2 separate regions of the Homo sapiens genome follow, and region 2 is linked to region 1. Evidence: chromatin loops called from intact Hi-C (ENCODE). Cell type or tissue: CD4-positive, alpha-beta T cell. All regions are shown on one strand. Each heading gives the region's core, and the rest is flanking DNA. Links, peaks and the distances in the headings are about the cores only.

Region 1 (11,552 bases), core at 2,401-10,400:
TTTAAAAGAGTTGAAATCACAAAGAATGTGTTCACCAGCAACATGATCAAACTAGAAAGCAACAACAGAAAGACAACAGAAAACTCTCTGAAAACTTGGAAATGGAACAATACACTTCTAAATAATGCATGGGTCAAAAAGAAAGTCTCAAGGGAATTAAAAAAATAATGAACGGAATAAAATCATACATGTATCAAAAATTGTTGAATATAGCTAAAGCAGTGTGAGGGAAATGTGTAGTAAGAAATACATACAGTGTAAAGAGGAAAAGTCTCAAATCAATAATCTAAGCTCCAACTTCAAGAATCTAGTAAAAAAAAAGAGCAATATATAGGCAAACCAAGCAGAAGCAAGGAAATAATTATAGAAGTAAATGAAATTGAAAACATAAAGGGAAAGATCAATGAAACAGAGCTGGTTCTTTGAACAGATCAATAAAATCGACAAACGTCTAGCAAGACTGACCAAAAAAAAAAGAGAGAGAGAGAGAAGGCACAAATTACCAATATCGGAGGTAATGAAATGGGATATCACTACAAGTATCAAAAGGATAAGAGAATATTATGCAGAATTCTACCCAAATAAATTTGGCAACATAGACTAATTCCTCAAAAAAGACAAACCACAAGACACTCAATATGAAAGAGCCCTGTAACTATTAAGGAAACAATTTGTCATTTAAAAACTCCCAAAAAGGAAATCTCTAGATTAGTGATTACCAGAGGTTAAGGAGGGGGTGAGGGCAGGAGGAAAGTGTATGTAGCTATAGAGAACATGAGGAATCTTAGCAGATATGAAAATGTTCTGTATCTTGACTATATCTGTCAATGTAAATATCCCAGTTGTAATATTATAAGATGGTACCATAGGGGGAAACTGGGTCAAAGGAACAAGGAATCTCTGCACTAGTTTATATGACTACACATGAGTATACAACCTCTTAAAATTAAAGGTTTATTTATTTATTTTTTTAAAGGTAAAGGGATTGCTGGGCGTAGTGGCTCATGCCTGTAATCTAAGCACTTTGGGAGGCCGAGATGGGCATATCACTTGAGCCCAGGAGTTTGAGACCAGCCTGGGCAACATGGTGGAACCCTGTCTCTACTAAAAATACAAAAATTAGACAGGCGTGCAGGTACTCATTTGTAGTCCCAGCTACTTAGGAAGCTGAGGCAGGAAAATCGCTTGAACTCAGGAGGTGGAGGTTGCACTGAGCTGAGATTGTGCCACTGCACTCCAGCCTGGGCAACACAGCAAAACTCCATCTGAAAAAAAAAAAAGAAAGAAAAGCTACATAGGGTATCTGCACTTAAAGCCGATGAACTTCCATTTTAGGCAAGATGGATACTTAAGATAACCTAAACATTTTCCAGATAAAGACCTAGAAATGCTACATAAAATATACCAAAAATTATTTTAAGTGTATAGCTAAACTCATAAGAAAGAATGGGCAACCTCCGGGTATTTGGATCAAAGAAGGAACTGAAAACCACAGTAGAGCACATGAGCTGAAATAGTGGTTACAGCCGGCAGGGTGGGGTGGGGGAAGACAGTTTCAATAACTTCCAGTCGGGGTTTTATTTGCCACGTGATAATAAAAATGGTCTTGAGCTTACAGGCAGTAGAGAACTAGAACTAAGGCTAAAAGTGGAAAGTCAATGCATCCTCAATGAAAGGAAAGAGTTAGGAAAAAAAAAAAATCACATAACAGCCCAAGGAACAGAGAAGAAAGTGTATCTAAGCTTTTGGGCTGTAGCGGGTAGGAAGAAAGGTCTCTTTTAAGAACCGGAACGAACCCTGGGCCTGCAACCCACATAGATTTGGGCTTCAAAATTATACTTTCAATTATAATATCTGAATGTTCCAGGCACTCCAAACCAAAGAATTAACATAAAAATTGGCCCAGGCAAGAGCATCTAGAAAAAGCAAATTCATCCCCACTTTTTAAAACCAGGTCATATAAGATCACACCACAGATAAAACCTCGCTAAAGAGTAAAAACATATTAAACATAAAAGGAAATACTGACAGTGAACTGAAGGATTTTTTTGAGAGTTAGCAATCGACAGTAGCAGTTCAATAAACTAGAACTTACTAATAGACAACAAAGATAAAATTTTTGAGCATGTGACACTATCTAAGCTAAATCTCTGCCAAATTACCCCAGCAGTGGCACGTAGAGTGGAGAGAGGAAGAGTGACTACAGACTTTATGTAAACTTAGGAAATGATTACAATAGTCCAAGCCTTTCAAAAGATTTTAGAAAATATTCTAATTACATAGTGACAGATGCTTCAGAATGTAAGACCCAGGGCCAGGAGCAATGGCCCATACCTGTAATCCCAGCACTTTCAGAGGCCAACATGGGAGGAATGCCTGAAGGCAGGAGTTGGAGACCAGCCTGGGTAACAAAGTGAGACCCTGTCTCAATAAAAAATTAAAATTAAAATAGTTTTTTAAAAAAGAAAGAATGTAAGACCCAGAAAAAAGGCAATGAGAGTGGAGATAAAATGAGGGAGGGGGATATGAATGAATACTTACAGACATTTTGGGAGTAGAGTTAAAAGGACTCATTGGATTGGGCAGTTAGGGGCTAGGGGGAAAGACAAGAAAGGGAAAAACTAAAGGTGACACTGAGGTTGGGGCTCAACTACTATTGAGGAAAATAGTGGTATATTCTCCCTCTACCAACGACAGGCAGTTTTGGCCCAGCAGATGAGAACACTAGACTGGAAAGAAGCCTCAGATTTCTAGTCCAGGTTCTCTCTCTTTGGCAAGCTACTGAATTTCACATGTTGGTTTCTTCACTTCTGTAATATGGGAGGATTTAGGGAAACTGAGTTAAATACTGGACCAGTTGTGGAGTCAAGGGGATTCAGAATAAACTGCTTGCAAGCAGCAAGAGATATGGGTCTGGAGTTCAGGAGAAAAGCAGTACTGAAAGGACAGAGCAGAGGGAGAATCATCAGTGTTGAAAAGATGGTTAAAGTTGTAGCAGTAGATGATACTATTAGATGCATAAAGACAAGAGGCCTATGAATCTTGGGAAAACCCTAAGCAAATATAAGAAAGGTAGCAGTCGAAAGCTCAGAGACAATTAGCCAGGCATGGTGGTGCATGCCTGTAGTCCCAGCTACACAGGAGGCTGAGGTGGGAAGATCACTTGAGCCAGAATGCAGAGGTTGTAGTGAGCTGAGATCTTGCCACTGCACTCCAGCCTGGGCAACAGGAGTGAAACCCCTGTCTCAAAAAAGAAAAAAAAAAAAAAAGCTCAGAGGCATACCAGTCTTACTGAGAAGGGGTATTCTGAGATAGAGTACCATAATTAGATGACATACTATATTGGGATAGAGTTGTGTTCCATTTTCCACTGCCAACTAATTTCCTGAGTGATTGATAAAATATAAGGAAAATAAAAGTCTTTGTCACAGACCTTCCCTAGTATCCCTCGAAAACACTGATCCTTTGCTTTCATTATGGTGTTAGAAGTTCTACTTCAAAGGGTTTAAAAAATATATTCTATAAAGACAGATAGATACTTCATAATCTAAGCCTTTACACAGCTGAAATTCTGCCTGGCTTAGGCTTGCAGGATACTGTGAAACACACAGCTGATCCAAGTTAGCCCAATAGGAAAGCTGGTTTCACCACCTCAAGACAGAGAAATTGAGGTCAGACTGGTCTAACACAGGCTAAATCAGCGTGCCCTTTTGAAATGGTATCAAAAATTTGGATTTAGTTAACCCCACAGCACAACACAGAAACATGGCTGAAAAGCAGACGTGATGCTTGTGGTTACTGTTCTAAAGGAAACTTTTCCTCCAAGTTTTGCTTTGAAGCAAGTAACGCTATACAAGAGACCAAGATCAAGAGCATTTTTGTACATGATATTCCTTGGATCTTCCTAATTCTCACCTCTGGCCAAACAAGTCATGTCATGCTCTATTTGACTGTGGGGGAAAACTCTTCTCCTTTTGTTTCCACTTCCTACAGGCACATCATCTCACAAGCAGCTAGGACTAAAAGATCTCAGTTTAAAGCAGAAGCCAATGCAAAGCATGAGTTTTTCCTACACATTCTCAAATTAGCAACTACTGAAATTGTACTACATTTCAAATTCAAGGAAATGCTAATAATCAAAAGGTTATGTTTTATGGTCTTAAGCATCCAGAATTACTAGGTCTAAAGATGAATGTTTGATTAGAATCTTCCATATCCTCAATGATGGGAAAATATTGGCCTAGCTTTAAATTATTTCAGCTTAAATTTATCATAGGTTTGCTTGGGTAACAGGGTTGTGGCAGAATCCAAAATTCAAGTAACTGAGTATAGTTAAGTGCTGGACTTCAGACCAGCCTGATTTTCAATCCTTGACCAAAATAATTAGAAGACAGCTGCTCAGCCTCTCCCAAAAGAAAAATTCCTCAATCCAAATTAAAGTATTTATCTAATATGAATCTTTCTGTACAGTCAGAACCCTTCAGGAAATAGCAGCAAGTTGCCTTTTTAAGAACTTTAATCAGAACATAAAAATCGCTTAGTGCTATGATTAGGATGAATGACATTCTTCCCTGATGTTAAAACATTTTGAGATAGTACTTTCCAACACAAAGAACCTAAGAGTGAAGCAGCACACAGCATTTGCAAAGGATCAATAAGATACAGCCCCAGCGAGGCGCTGTGGCTCTCACCTGTAATCCCAGCACTTTGGGAGGCCGAGGTGGGCGGATCATGAGGTCAAGTGATCGAGACCATCCTTGCCAATATGGTGAAACCCTGCCTCTACTAAAAATACAAAAATTAGCCGGGCATGGTGGTGGGCGCCTTTAGTCCCAGCTACTCGGGAAGCTGAGGCAGGAGAATTGCTTGGACCTGGGAGGTGGAGGTTGCAGTAAGCCGAGATCGTGCCACTGCACTCTAGCCTGGCAAAAGAGCGAGACTCCGTCTTAAAAAAAAAAAAAAAAAAAAGATACAGCCCCAAATTTGGCTCACAATTTATCTCAGTGTTTATAAAATCTAGATTTTTTTACCTGATCTCTTAAATGACTGAAGATTAATTAACTTTGATAATTTGATACAATATGGAAACTACCTACAGGTAATATGCAAACCTTAATTTATTCATTCCGTAACATTTGACAAATACACAAAATAATATTAGTTTAATAAAAAGTCTGTTTTGGTAACAGTTTTCAAAAGAGGAAAAATTTTGGCTGGGCGCAGTGGCTCACATCTGTAATCCTAGCACTTTGTGAGGCTGAGGTGGGCAGATCACCTGAGGTCAGGAGAGCAGCCTGGCCAACAAGGCGAAACCCCATCTCTACTAAAAATACAAAAATTAGCCAGGCATGGTGGCACATGCCTGTAATCCCAGCTACTTGGGAGGCTAAGGCAGGAGAATTCCTTGAACCCAGGAGGTGGAGGTTGCAGTGAGCCGAGCGAGATAGCACCACTGCACTCTAGCCTGGGCGACAGAGTGAGACTCCATCTCAAAAAAAAGAGAAAGAAAAGAGGAAAAATTTTAAACCACCACACAAACCAGCAGGTTATAAAGATACAGTTACTACAATGATCGTGGAGAAATGCAGATAAATACATATTGGTAAATGTATGGAAACTGGTCTTCTCACATAATACTGGCATGACTTCAAATTGCTTCTGCCTATTTAGCAGCAGCTATTAGAATTTAAGATGCACATACCCAATGACCCAGCAATCCCACTTCTAAAATTCTGTCCTTCAGAAATAACAGTATGAGAACATAAAAAACATATGTGTAAGGATTATCACAGATTATTAATAACTGTAAAATTTGGAAAACTGTAAATGTTCATCAATAAGAGAAGGTGCACTCAAATTATGGAAGTCACAAAATGGAATACCAGGCAGGCATAAAAAAAATACAGATGTTTATATTGAACCTGGAGAGATGCCCAAGATAGACTGTTAAGTAAAAATACAAGTTGCAAGAAGAAACTAAAACTATATATATATATATATATATATATATATATATATATATATATATATTGCAGACCAGTACAGACAGGGTAAGTCCACTTTTGTTTTAAGTATCTACGAATGCAATACATATATATGTATACAATATATATGTATATATTGTTTTCCCTGATCATTGATTTTAACTTATTCTTAATTTATTTTTAAATAAACCTTGATAGGTATTGCAGGTACAGAGTAAATAGATTAGAAATTGAATAAGGAAAATAATTTTTAAAAGATTTTCCCATGAATACTTGGAATATTTTGAATCTATTAAAGGCAATTTCATTCACATTCTTGATTCAAAGATATTATTCCAGGCCAAGGTAGTAACTGACGTAAGTATGAATGGAGAATCTTGTGACTAATATTAATATATATGAATACAATATATTATCATAGCACAGGGAAGGATCTGCACAAAACTGATCATCAGTTAACAGCTATCAGCTTCTAGGGATGACAATTAACAATTGGAAAGGCAGAAAGGAACTTTCACTGCCTTCTCTCCGAAAAAAATTTAAGTGGTGGGACTACAGGTCATTTTTACTTTCTTATTTGTAATTTAAAACAACAACAACAACAGCAACAACAAAGTTTTTGTATCCCAAGGAAAAAAATGAAAGAAGAAAAATCATTTCTCTTTCTAAGCACAATAGTAGAGTTGAAAAAAAAAATTCTAATAAAAGAAAAAAGTAGAAACTGCATAGTACATAGAAATATCATACCAAGAGACGAATCTAATAAGGCAAAGAAAAATGTACAAGACTCTTTTACCCAATCTTAAGAATGCTGCTTAATGCTTTCTGGGATCTTGCCAAAGACGAGCTATCTTTTCAGGTGGAATTCTGCCCTCTAGTGTACAGTAAAAGAAGTTAAAGACCTATGAAGCAATAATAAATTACTGTTTTAAAGTTAACCAAAATATATTCACTTCATTCCTAGAGTATCATAATCATCTTCTTAAATGAAGGTCTTCGTTTCCTTGCTCCCAAATCAATTTATATTATCATACTAAGTAAACTGTATGACTACCATAACTTCACATACCTATTCCATTCTTCCCTACACATCCAAGAAGCACCTAAAGCATTTAACTTGACTCATTTTTCACACCAGGACAATTTGGCACAACCAAGGGTATAGGAATACGGCAAAATAAAGTTTTAAAAGTCTGTGATCCTAGCAAACCACCATGGCACATGGATTCCTATGTAACAAACCTGCATGTTCTGCACATGTATCCCGGAACTTAAAGTAAAATTAAAAAAAAAAAGTTTGTGATCCTGATAGACATCTGGCTCTTAAAATCATACATGTTTGAAACTTGTTGGCACTATAATTTGAGGCTAAGAGCAAAGGAAAAAGGCTGCTATGTGTAAATAAAGTTCATCTCTTCATAGAATTTTCTAAGAACACTAGAATTTATTTAACTCCAGGCAACCTTGAAAATCACTATAGATAATTCCTAGGTTCAGAGTATTTGTTGTAGGTATTCAATCCGAACTGACAGAGGTTACATCATCCTGGTGACCACAAATGAAAAAAGTTTTTGCTTTGAAAACTTTTTGGCCGGGCACAGTGGCTCACGCCTGTAATCCCAGCACTTTGGGAGGCCCAGGCAGGTGGATTGCTTGAGGTCAGGAGTTTGAGACCAGCCTGGTCAACATGGTGAAACCCTGTCTCTACTAAAAATACAAAAATTAGCCGGGCGTGGTGGCAGGCTCCTGTAATTCCAGCTACTTGGGAGGCTGAGGCAGGAGCATCACTTGAACCTGGGAGGCGAAGGCTGCAGTGAGCCGAGATCCCGACACTGCACTCCAGCCTGGGCAACAGAGTGAGACTCCGTCTCAAAAAAAAAGAGAAACCTTCTCTCTGTTTAGAGTCTCATTTAGATGCTCAGATTGGCAAGGACTTTATTTCATGACCCGAATTGTCAGATATCCTCTTCCCTCCCAAAAGGATATCACTAGACTCTCCATTCATACTTATCTCAGTTACTAGCTTAGCCTGGAATAATAGCTTTGAATCAACAATGTGAATGAAATTGCCTTTAATAGATTGAAAATACTCCAAATATTCAAGGGAAAATCTTTTAAAAACTATTTTCCTTATTCAATTTCTAATCTATTTACTCTGTACCTGCAATACCTATAAAGGCTTATTTTAAAACAAATTAAGAATAAGTTAAAAACAAATGAAGCACGGTATTAGCATCCACTGAAGAACATGAAGGTGAAAGTCAGGTACAGGGTATTCTTTTCTTTCTTTTTTTTTTTTTTTTTGAGACGGAGTCTCGCTCTTGTTGCCCAGGCTGGAGTGCAGTGGCGCAATCTCGGCTCACTGCAAGCTCCGCCTCCCGGGCTCACGCCATTCTCGTGCCTCAGCCTCCGCAGTACCTGGGACTACAGGCGCCCACCACCACGCCCGGAGAATTTTTTGTTTTTTTAGTGGAGACGGGGGTTTCACCGTGTTAGCCAGGATGGTCTCGATCTCCTGACCTCGTGATCCACCCGCCTCGGCCTCCCAAAGTGCTGGGATTACAGGCGTGAGCCACTGCGCCCGGCCAGGGTATTCTTGCTTCTACACAAACCATGTCATTCTGGAGCTGATAAGTAAGACAACACCAGTACCACCAGAGCTGCCAAAATCAATCATTTCCATTGTCACCACTAGTTCCTGAAACATCCTATTAAAAGCTATCTCTAGCTAGTCCTATCCTGGAACAAATGGCCACCAGAAGAAATGCACTTGACACAAGCTGGGCAATGATACTCCTACCTGGCTCTCCATCAACATATAAGTTGTCCACAATGTAGGATTCATACCTCAGTAGGAAATGATTACCCTCTGGAAACAGTAATAGCCATTATTCCCCACATCACATCTTGTCCACAGCTTCACTGTTGCTGCTGACAGGTATCAATGTACAAACATACCTGGAACTTATTTTTTAAAATGTGCTAGACCTTCACTTTCTTGAGACAGGAATGAAACAAAAGTATAGAAAATGGTTATATTAATGAGGAAAAGCTTACAAAGGAAAAATGGGGAAACAGCCCTCTCACTTTCTTCAAAAATAACAAAATAGCTTTCAAAGAGTCCCACATCAGTTATGAAATTGAGGAGAGACTCTTTTAACAAAAAAACATCTATCAGGAGAATAAGAGCGAGCAGTGGCAATGGCAAAGTGGCTGAGAGCCCAGGCTTTGGTCTCAAATAGATTTGGGCTGGAATCCGAGTTCGACCAATCATCAACTATGTAACTTCAACAAGTTAAGGACGCCTCTCTGAACCTCAGTGTCCTGATCTGTGAAATGGGCACAAAGTTAGTGCCTACTCTTGGAATGTTTATGTGGGTTAAGTGAAATAATACATGTAAAACATTTAGCATTGTGCCTTAAATGTGGTGAAGCAGCCAATAAATAGACATTATTTATTCTTTATAAAAGGGTAAAGAATATTTAACCTGTAGTCTGAGAAGATAGTATGTTTGGTATTTAATCTAGAGAACAAATTGTTTCCAAAATGAAATTAACATGGTCATCAAAGGGAAACATGTTACCCTAGAGTGGGAAAAGCAGTTGCCTACAGGAACCATGCAGGTAATATAAATGAGTAAAGCCACTGAGTAGGGACCACAAAAGGGCAAACCCCATCTACTCTGTGCCACCCCAGTGTTACCATAGATGAAGAGGGAAGGTAGTGGCAGAAATTTTCATTTCTCAAGAAAAGCCAGTAATCCAGATTTTTATGTCAACTTTCTAGAGTTTTAAATATTGGCCAAATGAGGAGACTGGGAGAGATCACACCATTAACTGCTCAGACAGGAAGACTCTGCTGAACAAACCAAAGATTGCTGGTTACTGACTACATACACTGAATTCTGGCAAACTACAATGGTCAGCATTACTGTCTTCTCAGTCCTTAGTCTGAGTCTTTTATCTTCAGGATGGTACTGTGAGGGATTCTGTGTCTTCTATCTTTGGGGAAAACACTGCTACACTGACATCACCTATGATGTTGTTTGATACTCAACATTAAGGCCTTTTTTTTTTTTTTCCACTCCATAGATCAAGAAAACAAGGCTAAAACTACATGGGAAAATGATGTCTTTCCCTCTTAAGTTATATTGCTTTAGGTCATTCTCAATCTATAAAGAGGCAGCTAAACAGTAGGCCCTTAATTAAACAAGTCAATGCGTAAGGGTAGGATTACAAATTTTAATGACACTAATGGTGGCCCGCTGTTGGAATAAATAGTAAATGTTGGCTTGAAAATAGGTAGCAAATGTGGGGTTGAAGCCTGGCCAGCCAGATACCAGCAAATGCTGAGAAAACTGGATGCAAGTAGCTAACAGTACTGGTAGTAAGGACTGGGGAGTGAGGGAAGAGGCGGATCAAGAGCATGGAATGACAAGACCATGAGAATTTAGACACATTAAGCTTTGTACTTTACTACCAAATGTAGGAGAGTAATTTTTGTAGTTTGATTCCTGCCTCTAATTAAAGTAGGGCTTATTCCATTCCCAAAACATAAACTTTGGCTTTTTATAGCCTAAGCAGTGTGCTATTTTAAACACATGGAGGAAATGCATTTTTAGTTACAAACATTTGCTCCTCTAAATCTGTTCTTATTTCTGAATCTGTGCTTATCTTATCAAAAGATGTGGGACAGGATGTTTTACTCTCCTGCTCTGGTTTTCCTGTATTGCTTAAATCTGTTTAGAGAGAGGAAAATAAACAAATAAAGTGTTTCTGCAAGACAATTTCTATAAACTGAAGCAGCTCCCAAAATGAAAAAAGTCTGTGGGAAAAAAACTTGACTGTGTTAATTTTCTTTTAAAATATTAGATTATTCCTATAGATCCTTCCCTTGAAAAGACTTTCTATACTCTGCAAATGGAGTCTGCTGACAGATACTAATATTTGCACGGATAAAATGTGCCCACTCAGATACCCCAGATCAGCTGAATTCCTCTTGGACCCGTCTTTTCCCAAGCACAATTGTAACTGTAAAGCTTTTTGAGATGCATTTCATAAAAATGAGCATACCAACCTTGAAAGTCATTCTGGATCTACTCAGAAATCCAAGGTTCACAGTATCATAATTAAACACGTACATTTTCACGTACAACTCTAAGGACTTTTACTCAGGCACTTGGCAGACATATCCTTGTAATGTGTTATGTTCCATCAGGGCTTTCAAAGAAACTGATTTTGGTCAAATTTCACTTTACCCTGTTTATAAGGGAGTCAGCATTCTTTACTGAAAAATATTTCACTTGTATAGCTCCCAAGGTAGCTCCTGGTTGGCCCCTAGATTCCCTCTATACCCTTTCCCACATGGCTCTCTGCTCTAGGAGCTGCTCTGTGAGGACAGCCTGATGAAGACTCTCCTTAAACCAAACTTTAGTCAGACTCCACTGAGCCCTCTTCTCAACTAAGGCTTGAAATTGGCCCCTGCCCTTGCTGGCCTGCACAGCGCAGTTTTGGAAAGAATTCTGTGCTAAGTCAGTGTAGAGAGAATCCCCTACCCTTGATATCTGA
Region 2 (11,552 bases), core at 2,034-10,033, 380 kb after region 1:
AGGGGTGACTCACTTTCGTTTTCAGGCTGAGTGGACAGTGCTTGGTGTCCAACATTTCTTGTGGCCAGAGGAGAATGGGGAGGATGTGTCCAGCCAGGGAAGCTCCCTGGTGAAAAGGATTCCTAGGCAATTGTGTCCTGGATTTCTGGAACAGGGGAAGAGCAGAGGTTTCTTTTCTTAGGACCTGTCCCTTTAAGACTCTCTAAACATCTGAGGTCTGACAAGGGGAGGAGGTGGAGGACCAGGGCCTGGACCAGTGGAACTGTGGTCTAGTGGTCATGTTGAATAGAAGGAAGGTCCTGAGCTGTGGCAGCCAGCACCAGGAGCATCAGGTCATGCTCTTTGTGGACCTTGTGAAGGATCTGTTGAGTCAGGGTGGAGTTGACCTGAGGGAGGCCTCTTTCTCCTGGGATCCTGACCTTGGGAGGAATGCTGGGTCTCCCATGAGTCACAGCTTGGTGTTCCTCTTTAAAATACTTTTTAATTTTTAATTTATTTTATAAATTTTTTTGTGAGTACATAATAGTTGTATAAATTTATGGGATACATGAGATGTTTTGATAAAAACATGCAATGTGAAATAAGCACATCATGGAGAATGGGGTATCCATCCCCTCAAGCATTTATCTTTTGAGTTATAAACAATATAATTGCACTCTTTACTTTAAAATGTACAATTAAGTTGTTATTTAGTATAGTCACCCAATCAAAAGTAAGCCTTATTAATTCTATTTTTTTTGTAACCATTAACCTTCGCCACCTCCCCTCAACTCCCCACTAGCTTCGCAGCTTCTGGTAACCATCTTTCTACTTTCTGTGTCCATGAGTTCAATTATTTTGATTTTTAGATTCCACATTAAGTGAGAACATGCAATGTTTGTCTTTCTGTGCCTGGCTTATTTCACTTACCATGACGACCTCTGGTTCCATCCATATTGTTGCAAATGATGGGATCTTATTCTTTTTTATGGTAGAAGGTGCTCCTCTTTCTTTGGGGATGTGGACATCCGGAGGATGCCCTGGTGGTCCTTCTGCCAAATACCCCATTTGCAACACCAGGGACATAAGTATATTTTTGAAAACCTTACATTTTCTTCATTTTTTTTTGGTGTCAGATATGCGTTTTCTTTTTTATTTTATCTTCACACTACCTAGTCAACAAGTTGCATTTCCTTTTCTTTTCTTTTCTTTTTTTTTTTTTTTTTTTTTTTTTTGAGGTGGAGTCTCGCTCTGTCACCCAGGCTGGAGTGCAGTGGCACAATCTCGGCTCACTACAACCTCTGCCTGCCAGGTTCAAACAATTCTCCTGCCTCAGCCTCCCAAGAAGCTGGAACTACAGGCATGTGCCACCATGCCTGGCTAGTTTTTTATTTTTATTTTTGTATTTTTAGTAGAGAAGGGGTTTCACCATGCTGGCCAGGCTGGTCTTGAACTCCTGACCTTGCGATCCACCCACCTCGGCCTCCCAAAGTGCTGGGATTACAGGCGTGAGCCACAGTGTCTGGCCCGCATTTCCTTTTCTTAAGATACAAAGATGTGTCTTAGCCAACAGAGCTCTCAACTCATTGTCATGGGATTTTCTGTCATGGGAAATAAGCTGCTTTGATAATAACCTGTGATTCTTTCAAATTTTTCTGAAAGCATTTTGGTTTGTATTTTGTAGGTGTCCATCTCTTCACAGTCATGGCTGATCTTGTCATCCACTTTTGGGAGATTCTCCTGTATCTGGGCAGGGTATGCCTTCTCTACATCAGGTATCTAGTAAAAATTATTATTTTTGGATGCAGTTGAAGGAGGACTTGAATTTTCCACTGGAGCTGTTGCATTGCCTTCCCTTCCCCTCCCTTGCCTTCCCTTCCCTTCCCTTCCTTTCCCTTCCCTCCCTTCTTTCTTTCCCTCTTTCCTTCCATTCTTCCTTTCTTTTCCCTTCCTCCTTCCATCCCTCCCTCCCTCCTTCCTTCCTTCTTTTCTTCCCTCCCTCCCTCCTTCCTCTCTTCCTTTCCTTCCATTTTTCCTTTCATTCCCTCTCTCCCCTACCTCCTCCCTCCCTCCCTCCCTTCCTTCCTTCCCTCCTTCGTTCCTTCCTTCCTTCTTTCCTTCCTTCTTTCGTTCCTACCCTCCCTCCCTCCCTCTTTCCTCCCTTCCTGTCTGCCTGCTCTCTGCCAGAGTACTCTTGTCCTCTTTCTTTTCTGGCTCTGTGCCCTCAACTCTGGAAGGTCTCATGCTGTGAGGGACTTCTCCTCACCTGTGATCCTGCTAAAGCACTGTCCGAATAAAACTCATTGTTTGTTACTGCCACTCCAAGGTCGTATCTTTTTCCTTATTATCTGTGAAATCCTGTGAACTCTGTACTCATCCTATGTCCTTCCTAGGACGGGCATAAATGTAGAAGAAACTATCTTTGCTGATCTCAGAAAATAATGCCTTATCTTTTTTTTTTTGGCAGGATCTCATTCCCATCACCCAGAATGCAGTGCTGTGGCACGATCACAGCTCTCTGCAGCCTCAATTTCCCAGGCTCAAGCAATTCTCCCACCTCAGCCTCCCGAGAAGCTGGAACTACAGGAATGTGCCACCGCATCGGGCTAATGTTTTGTATTTTTGGTAGAGACAGGGTTTAGCCATGTTGCCCAGGCTGGTCTCGAATTCTTGGGCTCAAGCAATCCTCTCACCTCAGCCTCCTAAAGTGCTTGGACTAGAGGTGCAAATCACCATGCCTGACCCTTTATCTCTACTTTTGGCCAGAAGCAATCCAGTTAACACTCTATCATATATTATTCCTCCTACTGTTTTCTCCTCTCTAAATTCTTCAGCTTTGGCTGTTTGCCCATTAGTCACTGCCTGGGAGTTTTCAACTTTTAAAATTTGTGACAACATTGTTAGGTCATTAAGATGGGTCCTCATCCGATGTAACTGGCGTTCTTACAAGAAGCAGGGAAATGACGTGGCGGAGACACAGGAGGGGGAAATACCGCGTGATGATGGAGTTAAAGACAGGAGTTATGCAGCTGCAAGCCAAGAACACCAAGGGCTGCTGGTGACAGCAAGCGAGGAGGGAGCCTGGCCCTGCTGGCATCTTGATTCAGACTTCCAGCCCCTACCACTCTGAGAGAATAAATTCCTGTTGTTTTAAGCCACCCAGTTTAGGGTGCTTTGTTGCAGCCGCCTTAAGAAAGGAATACATCGTATCATTCCCAGAAACTGCTTGAGTCCCAGGGTTTGAGACTGGAAAGTGCTGAGCCTCCCTCACTACCAGATGCCACCTTGGCGAGGGTGAGTAGGTAGGAAAGGCTGAGCAGTGACCCCACATTCATGTGCTATGGCACATTTGAGAACATACCAAACAGGAAATGAAACTGATGTGAAACAGAAATTTCCGTCATAAAAACAATTTGCATGAAACGTTCACTGTACTAAAAAAGTAGATGATTTAGGACAATTTTAACTTTTACCCTGAAAATAAATGTTTAAACCATTCATGATGAAACGGTAAGATGACAGTGTACTATTGGATCCAATGGGACTGTATGTACGTGTGTGTGTGTGTGTGTGTGTGTGTGTGTGTGTGTGTGTGTGTGAATGTTTGCGATCACATTCATTTGACATGCAGGTTGAATAAGTGAGTCACTCTCCCCAGTACACGGGGGCTGCCTCTCCTAGCAGCAAATTTTCTCATTGGTTACTGCTGTGTTTCGGATGTCCCTTCCAAAACTGATGTTGAAACTAAATCCCCAATGTGGCAGTATTGAGAAGTGGGCCCTTTAAGAAGTGATTGGATCATGAGGGGTCTGCCCTCTTGAATGAATTATCCATTCATGGATTAACAGATGAATAGGCTATCATGGAAGTGGGACAGGTGGCTTATAAGAAGGGCAAGAGACGGCTGGGCGCGGTGGCTCACGCCTGTAATCCCAGCACTTTGGGAGGCCGAGGCAGGCGGATCACGACGTCAGGAGATCGAGACCATCCTGGCTAACATGGCGAAACCCTGCCTGAACTAAAAATACAAAAAATTAGCCGGGCATGGTGGCGGGCGCCTGTGGTCCCAGCTACTCAGGAGGCTGAGGCAGGAGAATGGCGTGAACCCGGGAGGCGGAGCTTGCAGAGAGCCGGGATCGTGCCACTGCACTCCAGCCTGGGAGACAGAGCGGGACTCCGTCTCAAAAAAAAAATAAAAAAATAAAAATAAAAAAAGGGGCAAGAGACACCTGAGCTAGCACAGACGACTGCCTCGCCAGGTGAGGCCCTGCCTTGCCTCAGGACTTTTCAGACAGTCCTCACCTGCAGGAAGGATCTCACCAGATGTGGCCCCTTGACCTTGGATTCCTCAGCTCCACAACTGTAAGAAATAAGTTTCTTCTCTTTATAAATTACCCAGTTTCAGGAATTCTCTTATAAACAACAGAAAAAAAAGACCAAGACAGTTACTGTATATCTTCATAAAACTAATTTTGTAGGATCTGAGGGCTTTGTTCTCCAAGAGAACACTTGCTCCAATTCTCAGGTTTTCTTCTGTAGTTCTGTAATTTTACTTGAAGAGAAGAATGTCAAGAAAAGACATTAGTAATTAATAAATGCTGGTGGATGATCCCTCTAGCGTAAAACTGGAACATGGCACTGTTTTGTTATTGGTGCTATTAAATCTGAATTATCACTTTAAAAACATATATGAAAAGCAGATATCAGGATTCAATTACTGCTTATTTCATGGAGAACCCGGGAAGAATAAACATATAAATGTGTTTTTAAATTTCTGTTTAATGCATATCACTGTTTCATGTGATAATGTGTGGATTCACATGCCCCAGCTTAGAAAGAAAAACAAACTCATCCAATCGTGCTTCTTGCTGTGTTCATTTGCACACTAGAGAATGATGACTTCTCTTTGTTAGAGCCACAAGTATATGTAAATTGAAGAGAATACATTTGTGACTGGATTATTTACAACCAATACATTGCTAGGTGATAAGCAATTCCACTGGGAGATCCATTGACTGTTGCTACCGAGTGGATTTCACAGAATGGCGACTGCAGACAAATGACCTGTTTCCTCCCTGGTTGCTGGGATCCAGCATTCTGCCTAGAAACAAACCAGTTTCCATTGTTTGGGGTTAACCCTATTTACTAGTAATGATAATATTATCCCTCATAACATTAAAGGTTTAACTATTGGTAGGCTTTTCATTTAACTGTATTTCAAGAAAGGGATATGCAATTTAAAGAAGTTTATTTTGAAATAGTTTCAAACTTAGAGAAAAATCACAAGGACTGCACTAATAACTCCTCCCACCCCCTTTGAAGGAATAATGATAATTATATAATAATGTGTTTTTAATTACTGGCAGGTATTTTATTTGGAGGCATTTCTGTGATTGGAACAGGAGTTGAGACGATGTCAAATGTATGATAACAAAGTAAATCCCTCAAATTGTCTCACAGTGAAAACGTTAACAACAATAACACTACTCTTAAATTCCTTCTTGTTTTCAATAGAAAGGGCCAGTAAGTGAAAGGGCCTTTACATTTTTGTTTTGGAACAGCTCTGCAATTTCATTTTGATTTCATATTTCTAGTAATAAAGCCTCTTCTGACTCCACATTCTTATTTCTGGGCAGACATTTTATTCTTCAGAATTGTAGTGATGGACAAGAAGCTAAATTGGAATGACTACTGTATCAATGATTAATTTGATAATTATAACAATGTCCAAACATTTAGAAATTACAGTATTTCATCAGATGTATTTTTAAAGAGGCACCTCTGTGAGAAGAACAGGTAGGCAGGCCAGCTTTCCCCTGGCTTATCACCCCTTTCCCTGGATTGTAGAGCATCCTTCACTCGGTCCCCTGTGAGAGGCCAGCAGGTTACTCTGCTCTCTGTGGGGTTTTTGTTTTTACCAGACTCTGCAATAACAGGCCCAGGTTTTGCAGCTCTGATGACTTTCTTTTTGGTGATGAAGCCACAGGGTATTAGCACCTCCTCGTGGCCATACATGTAATCTGACACTGTCCCTTGTAATAGTGATGATAATGACAGTGTTAGTGCCAAGCCACTTTAAAATGCTTTTAGTTCCTGGCAGATGTTTTATTTAGAGCGATTTCTCTGAACGTAAATGCCAGTTATGGAGGTTTTATATATTTTAATTAAGTAAATATAAGGTATTATTTTAGTAAAGGAAGTAATAAATCAATATCTCCGACAACTTTAGAGCACTACTTCACAGGATGTATTTTTTCAGATATATTTTTGTAAAGAAGACAAAGAATGAAGATGGTTTTGACTTAAAAAAACTTTTATTTTAGGCTCGGGGCACATGTGCAGGCTTGTTATATAGGTAAACTGCGTGTCATGGGGGTTTGGGGTACAGATTATTTCATCACCCAAGTAATAAGCATAATATCCGATGGGTAGTGTTTTGATCCTCTCCTTCCTTCCACCCTCCACCCTCAAGTAGGCCCATGTGTCTGTTGTTCCCCACTTTGTGCCCATGTGTTCTCCTTGGTTAATTCTCACTTGTAAGTGAGAACATGTGGCATTTGGTTTTCTGTTCCTGTATTAGTTTGTTTAGGATGATGGCCTCCAGCTCCATCCTTGTTGCTGCAAAGGATGTGATCTTGTTCTTTTTTATGAATGTGTGGTATCCCATGGTGTATATGTACCACATTTTCTTTATCCAGTGTACTGTTGATTGGCATTTAGGTTGATTCCATGTCTTTGCTATTGCGAATAGTGTTGCGATAAACATACGTGTGCATGTGTCTTTATGGTAGAATGATTTCTATTTCTTTGGGTATGTACTCAATAATGGGGTTGTTGGGTCAATTGGTAATTCTCTTTTAAATTCCTTGGGGAATCACCACATTGCTTTGCACAATGGCTGAATTAATTTACATTCCCACCAGCAGTGTATCAGCATTCCCCTTTCTCTGCAACCTTGCCAGCATCTGTTATTTTTTGACTTTTTATTAAAAGCCCTTTCAACTGGTGTGAGATGGTATCTCATTGTGGTTTTGATTGCCATTTCTCTAATGATTAGTGATGTGGAGCATTTTTTCATATGCTTGTTGGCTGCAGTAAGTCCTCTTTTGAAAAGTGTCTGTTTATGTTCATTGCCCACTTTTTAATGGGGTATTTTTCTTGTAAATTTGTTTAAGTTCCTTATAGATGCTGGATATTAGACCTTTGTCGGATGCATAGTTTGCAAATATTTTTTCCCATTTTGTAGGCTGGGTTTTGACATATTTTTAACTGACTAAATTCCTAGTGGTTACTATGATAATGTGACAATAATAAACTCTACCATGATATATTTTTTTATACTATTTTATTTGAGGAGGTTTACACATAATCCAGTCACTTGATTAGCCTGTTTAATTTAGATATACTTCATAGCTCTGCCAAAGAGGAGTTACCTTTCTGTAGTGTGTGAATGAGCACAGCATGAGAGATGCTGGATGATAGTCCTTGAGTTAGATATTAAAACATACAAGATTATTTTTTTATGTGCCTCGAACATGTGAATCCACAACTTTCACTTGAATCATTGAGGTAGGTTTGTCACACAGGTTAAGAAGCACATTTATATTTTCTTCCACTTCCTTGGTGCTCTATGAAATGAGCTGTAATATAATCTAAAATCAGCTTTTGGTATTATAATATTGTTTGAAATTTGATAATTCAGGTCTAGTTAACACTGATAAAATAGTTCCATGTTCCAATTTTATGCTAGAAGGATCATTTTCTGGCATCTAGTAATTACTAATGTGTTTTTCAGGGTCATTCTTTTTAAGTAAAATTAAAGAGGTAGAGCACAAAAACTGGAAAATAGAAGGAAGTTGTGCCCTCCTGGAGGAAGAAAAAAGCTCTCAGTTCCCCAAAATCTGTGGCAAAATCAGTTTCATGAGGACCCATTGTATATCCATGAAGACCTTTTTATGTAGGAGAGGCAGCCCACTGTGTACACATGTCTCCTGGTGAATCCAATGTGCATAGTTTCAGCTGACTTTGTTCCATCAAGTATGATTTAAACATTTATTTTCAGAGTGAGAGCCAAAGTCATTTTGCTCCAGATTGAAGTATAGTACTTTTTCAGTTCCATAAATGTTTCATATGAAATATTTTTTAGGATAAAAATTTCTATTTTATGTGAGTTTAACTTGCTCTTCAGAATAGTCTCAAATGTGCTATAGGATAGTGGCACATGGATGTAGGGGTCACTGCTCAGTCTTTCCTACTCCTTTGTCCTCTCTAAGTTGGCATCTGGTACTGAAGGACTTTCAGCATTTCCGAGCTCTGAGCGCCATAGGGCTGATATTTAAGAAGCTTTTGGGACTCAGTTTGTTGATGTGGAGTGGGAGAAGTAGCAGTGAGTGGAGGAGAGTGGAGGAGAACGGAGGAAAGTGACATCTATTCTTAATGGAGGGGAGGGTCAGGTCAGACATCAGGAGATACCAGGGAGGGAGTAGCCCTAAGGGGAATTGTTTTGGGTTCCCCAGCTGCCTGGATACTGGCTCTTCCCTCTCTTCTACTCCTTTCCCAGTCAGGTTCACTGTGATTGAATTTTTTTCGGACAGGTTTTAGTTTTATTTCTCTTTTACCCTAGACCCAGATTTGAGAGCTGGCACTATCATGACCCTGGCAGATTGTTTTTCTATTCTCCTTTTTATTGAAGCGTCCAACTATTAAGTTTGAATAGTCTCTTCCTTTAATTCGGTGTATTTTTGCTTCATGCATTTTGGGGCTGTGTTGTTAGGTACATACACTTTAATTATTTTTATATCTTCTTGATTAACTGACACTTTTATAATTATAAAATATCCTTCTTTGCCCTAATAATAATTTTTATCTTAAAATATTTTGTCAATTTTGCCTGGCATTAATATAGCTACTCCAGCTCTTCTGGTTATTGCTGGTGTATCTTTTCCATCCTTTTATGTTCCATTTATTTGTGTCTTTAAATCTTAAGTGTCTATTGTAAATAGCATATAATTGTGCTGTGTTTAAAAAAATCCATTCTCCAAATCTCTTCCTTCTAGTTTGACAGTTTGATCCACTTACTTTAATATAATTACTGATAAGATAGAATTATTTTTTGCTATTGTGCTATTTGTTTTCTATATGTATTATGTCCATTGTATTCCTCAATTCCTTGATTCTTGAATGCTTTTGTGTTAAATAGATATTTTATAGTGTAACATTTTAATTACCTTTCATTTCTCTTAAAATATATAATTTTAGTTATTTTATTAGTGGTTGCCCATGGTATTATAATTAATATTTTAAAGTTTTAAAGAGACAGTGTCTTGCTCTGTCAATGAGGCTGGAGTGCAGTGGCAGGATCATGGCTCATTGCAACCTCAGGCTCCTGGGCTCAGTGATCTTCCCACTTCTGCTGCAAGTAGATGGGACTATAGGCATACGCCACCATGGCTAGCTAATTTTCAAAAATTTTTGTAGAGACGAGGTCTCCCTGTGTTGCCCAGGCTGGTCTCAAACTCCTTGCCTCAAGTGACCCTCCTGCCTCGGCCTCCCAAAGTGCTGGGATTACAGGGATGAGCCACCATGCCCAGCCCAATATTTTAATTTATAACAATCTAGTCAATATAATACCAACTTAATTTTAGTAGTATACAAAAGTTTGCTCCAATGTAACTCTGTTTTCTTCCTTTTCTTTTTACAATTTATTCTTATATATGTTTTTAAGAGATGGGGTCTTGCTGTATTGCCCAGGCTGGTCTTGAATTCCTGGGCTCAAGTGATCCTCCTGCTTCAGTCTCCCAAAGTGCTGAGATTACAGGCATGAGCTACCATGCCCAGCCTACCTGCCTTCTTTATGCTGTTATTTTTACAAATTAGATCTTTATTGCTTGTGTACCCATCAACATAGACTTATAATTACTGGTTTATGTAGTTGTCTTTTAAATCAGATAGAAGAAAAGAAAATAACTATAAACAAAAATCATTTATGCTGTCTTTTATATTTAACCATATAGTTAACATTTACCAGTACTCTTTATTTCTTCATTTGGGTTTGAATTACTGCCAAATAACTTTCATCTAGGCCTAAAAGAACTCCTTTAGTATTTCTTGCAGGACAGCTGTGCTAGCAATGAATTCTCTTGGTTTTTTAAAAAAAATCTGGAGATGTCTTAATTTCCCCTTCAATTTTGGAGTATAGTATTGCTCTATATAGACTCCTTGATTGACAGTCTTTTACTTTCACTGCTTTGAATATGTCATCCTATTGTCTTATGTTCTCTTTTCCTTGATTTCTAATGGGAAACAGCTATTAATATTACTGAGAAGCCATTGTATATGAATCATGTCTTACTTGCTGATACCAAGTTTTTTCATCTTCATTCTTTAAGAGGTTGATTATGTTGTATTGAGGTATGAATCTTTTTAGTTTATTACACTTGAAGTTCATGTGTGCAAACCAATATTTTTCAACAAATTTGGGAAGTTTACAAGCATTATTTCTTCAAATATTGGTTCTTGACATTTCTCTCCTCTCCTTCTGGGTCTCCCATTACATATATATTGGTACTTTCAGTAATTTCCCACAGGTCTCTGAAACTCTGTTCATTTTTCTTTGTTCTTTTTCTTTTCTGTTCCTCAGACTGGATAATTTCAATTGACCAATTTTGAAATTTGTTGATTTTTTATGTCTTTTCATATCTGTTACTGAGAACCTGTAGTGAATTTTTCTTTTCTGTTATTAAGCTTTTCAATTTTATAACTTTTATTTTAAAGTTGAATTTTATAATTTCCATCTCTTTATTGATGTTTTCTGTTTGGTTAGACATTGTTCTCATACTTCTTTAGGCACACTCTCCTTTTGGTCTTTGGGCATATTTAGACTAAATGATTTAAAGTCTTTTCTAGTAAGTCCAATATCTGGGCTTCCTTTAGGACAAATTCTATTGATTGTTTATTTTTATGTATGTGTGTTGGCAGTACTTTATTTCTTTGCATGACTTATAATTTTTTACATTATTGAAACCTGGACATTTTAATAGGTATTATGTGGCAAGTTTGGAAATCAGATTTTCCTACATGTCCATGGCTTGTTTTTATTGTTGCTTATTGGTTATTGTTACCTGTTTGCGTACTTACGTTTCTTTTTTTTTTGAGACAGAGTCTTGCTCTGTTGCCCAGGCTGGAGTGCGGTGGTGCGATCTTGGCTCACTGCAAGCTCCGCCTCCCGGGTTCACGCCATTCTCCTGCCTCAGCCTCCTGAGTAGCTGGGACTACAGGTGCCCACCACCATGCCCAGCTAATTTTTTTGTATTTTTAGTAGAGACAGGGTTTCACCATGTTAGCCAGGAAGGTCTCGATCTCATGACATTGTGATCCACCCACCTCGGCCTCCCAAAGTGCTGGGATTACAGGCATGAGCCACCGCGCCCGGCTCTTACTTACATTTCTAAGGCAATTCAGTAAAGTTTGTATTCTTTGTCATGTATGGGCATTGATGCCACTACTCAGTTAGCTTAGTGGTTAGCTAGTAATTAGACAGGTTTCCTTAGAGGTCTGGAATCAATAAATCTTTC

What was found. A loop is a pair of places that touch in the nucleus more often than their neighbours do. Peaks named below come from ENCODE experiments on the same cell type or tissue, not always from the same donor. Only the 100,000 strongest peaks of a DNase experiment are listed, where the experiment ranks them.
Region 2: it touches region 1 in a loop (3-fold over the local background); 8 of 110 quality-filtered maps call a loop at or near these places.

What each region holds. Positions count from the first base shown.
Region 1 is chr16:75,378,870-75,390,421 of GRCh38, forward strand. The region is part of intron 5 of CFDP1 (craniofacial development protein 1); the gene reads right to left. Among named protein-coding and RNA genes, the nearest start is that of CFDP1, 49 kb to the right of the region's middle. RefSeq lists an enhancer at 1,648-1,757. In CD4-positive, alpha-beta T cell, for the core only: CTCF peaks have their summits at 6,845 (motif pointing left) and 7,047; a DNase peak (open chromatin) is centred at 6,832; H3K27ac peaks cover 79 bases.
Region 2 is chr16:75,758,387-75,769,938 of GRCh38, forward strand. LOC105371348 (a long non-coding RNA gene) reads left to right here and starts at 1,664. Exons shown (of 6, transcript XR_933748.4): 1 at 1,664-1,754; 2 at 2,447-3,273. RefSeq lists an enhancer at 5,781-5,840. In CD4-positive, alpha-beta T cell, for the core only: CTCF peaks have their summits at 5,957 (motif pointing left) and 6,170; DNase peaks (open chromatin) are centred at 2,945 and 5,955.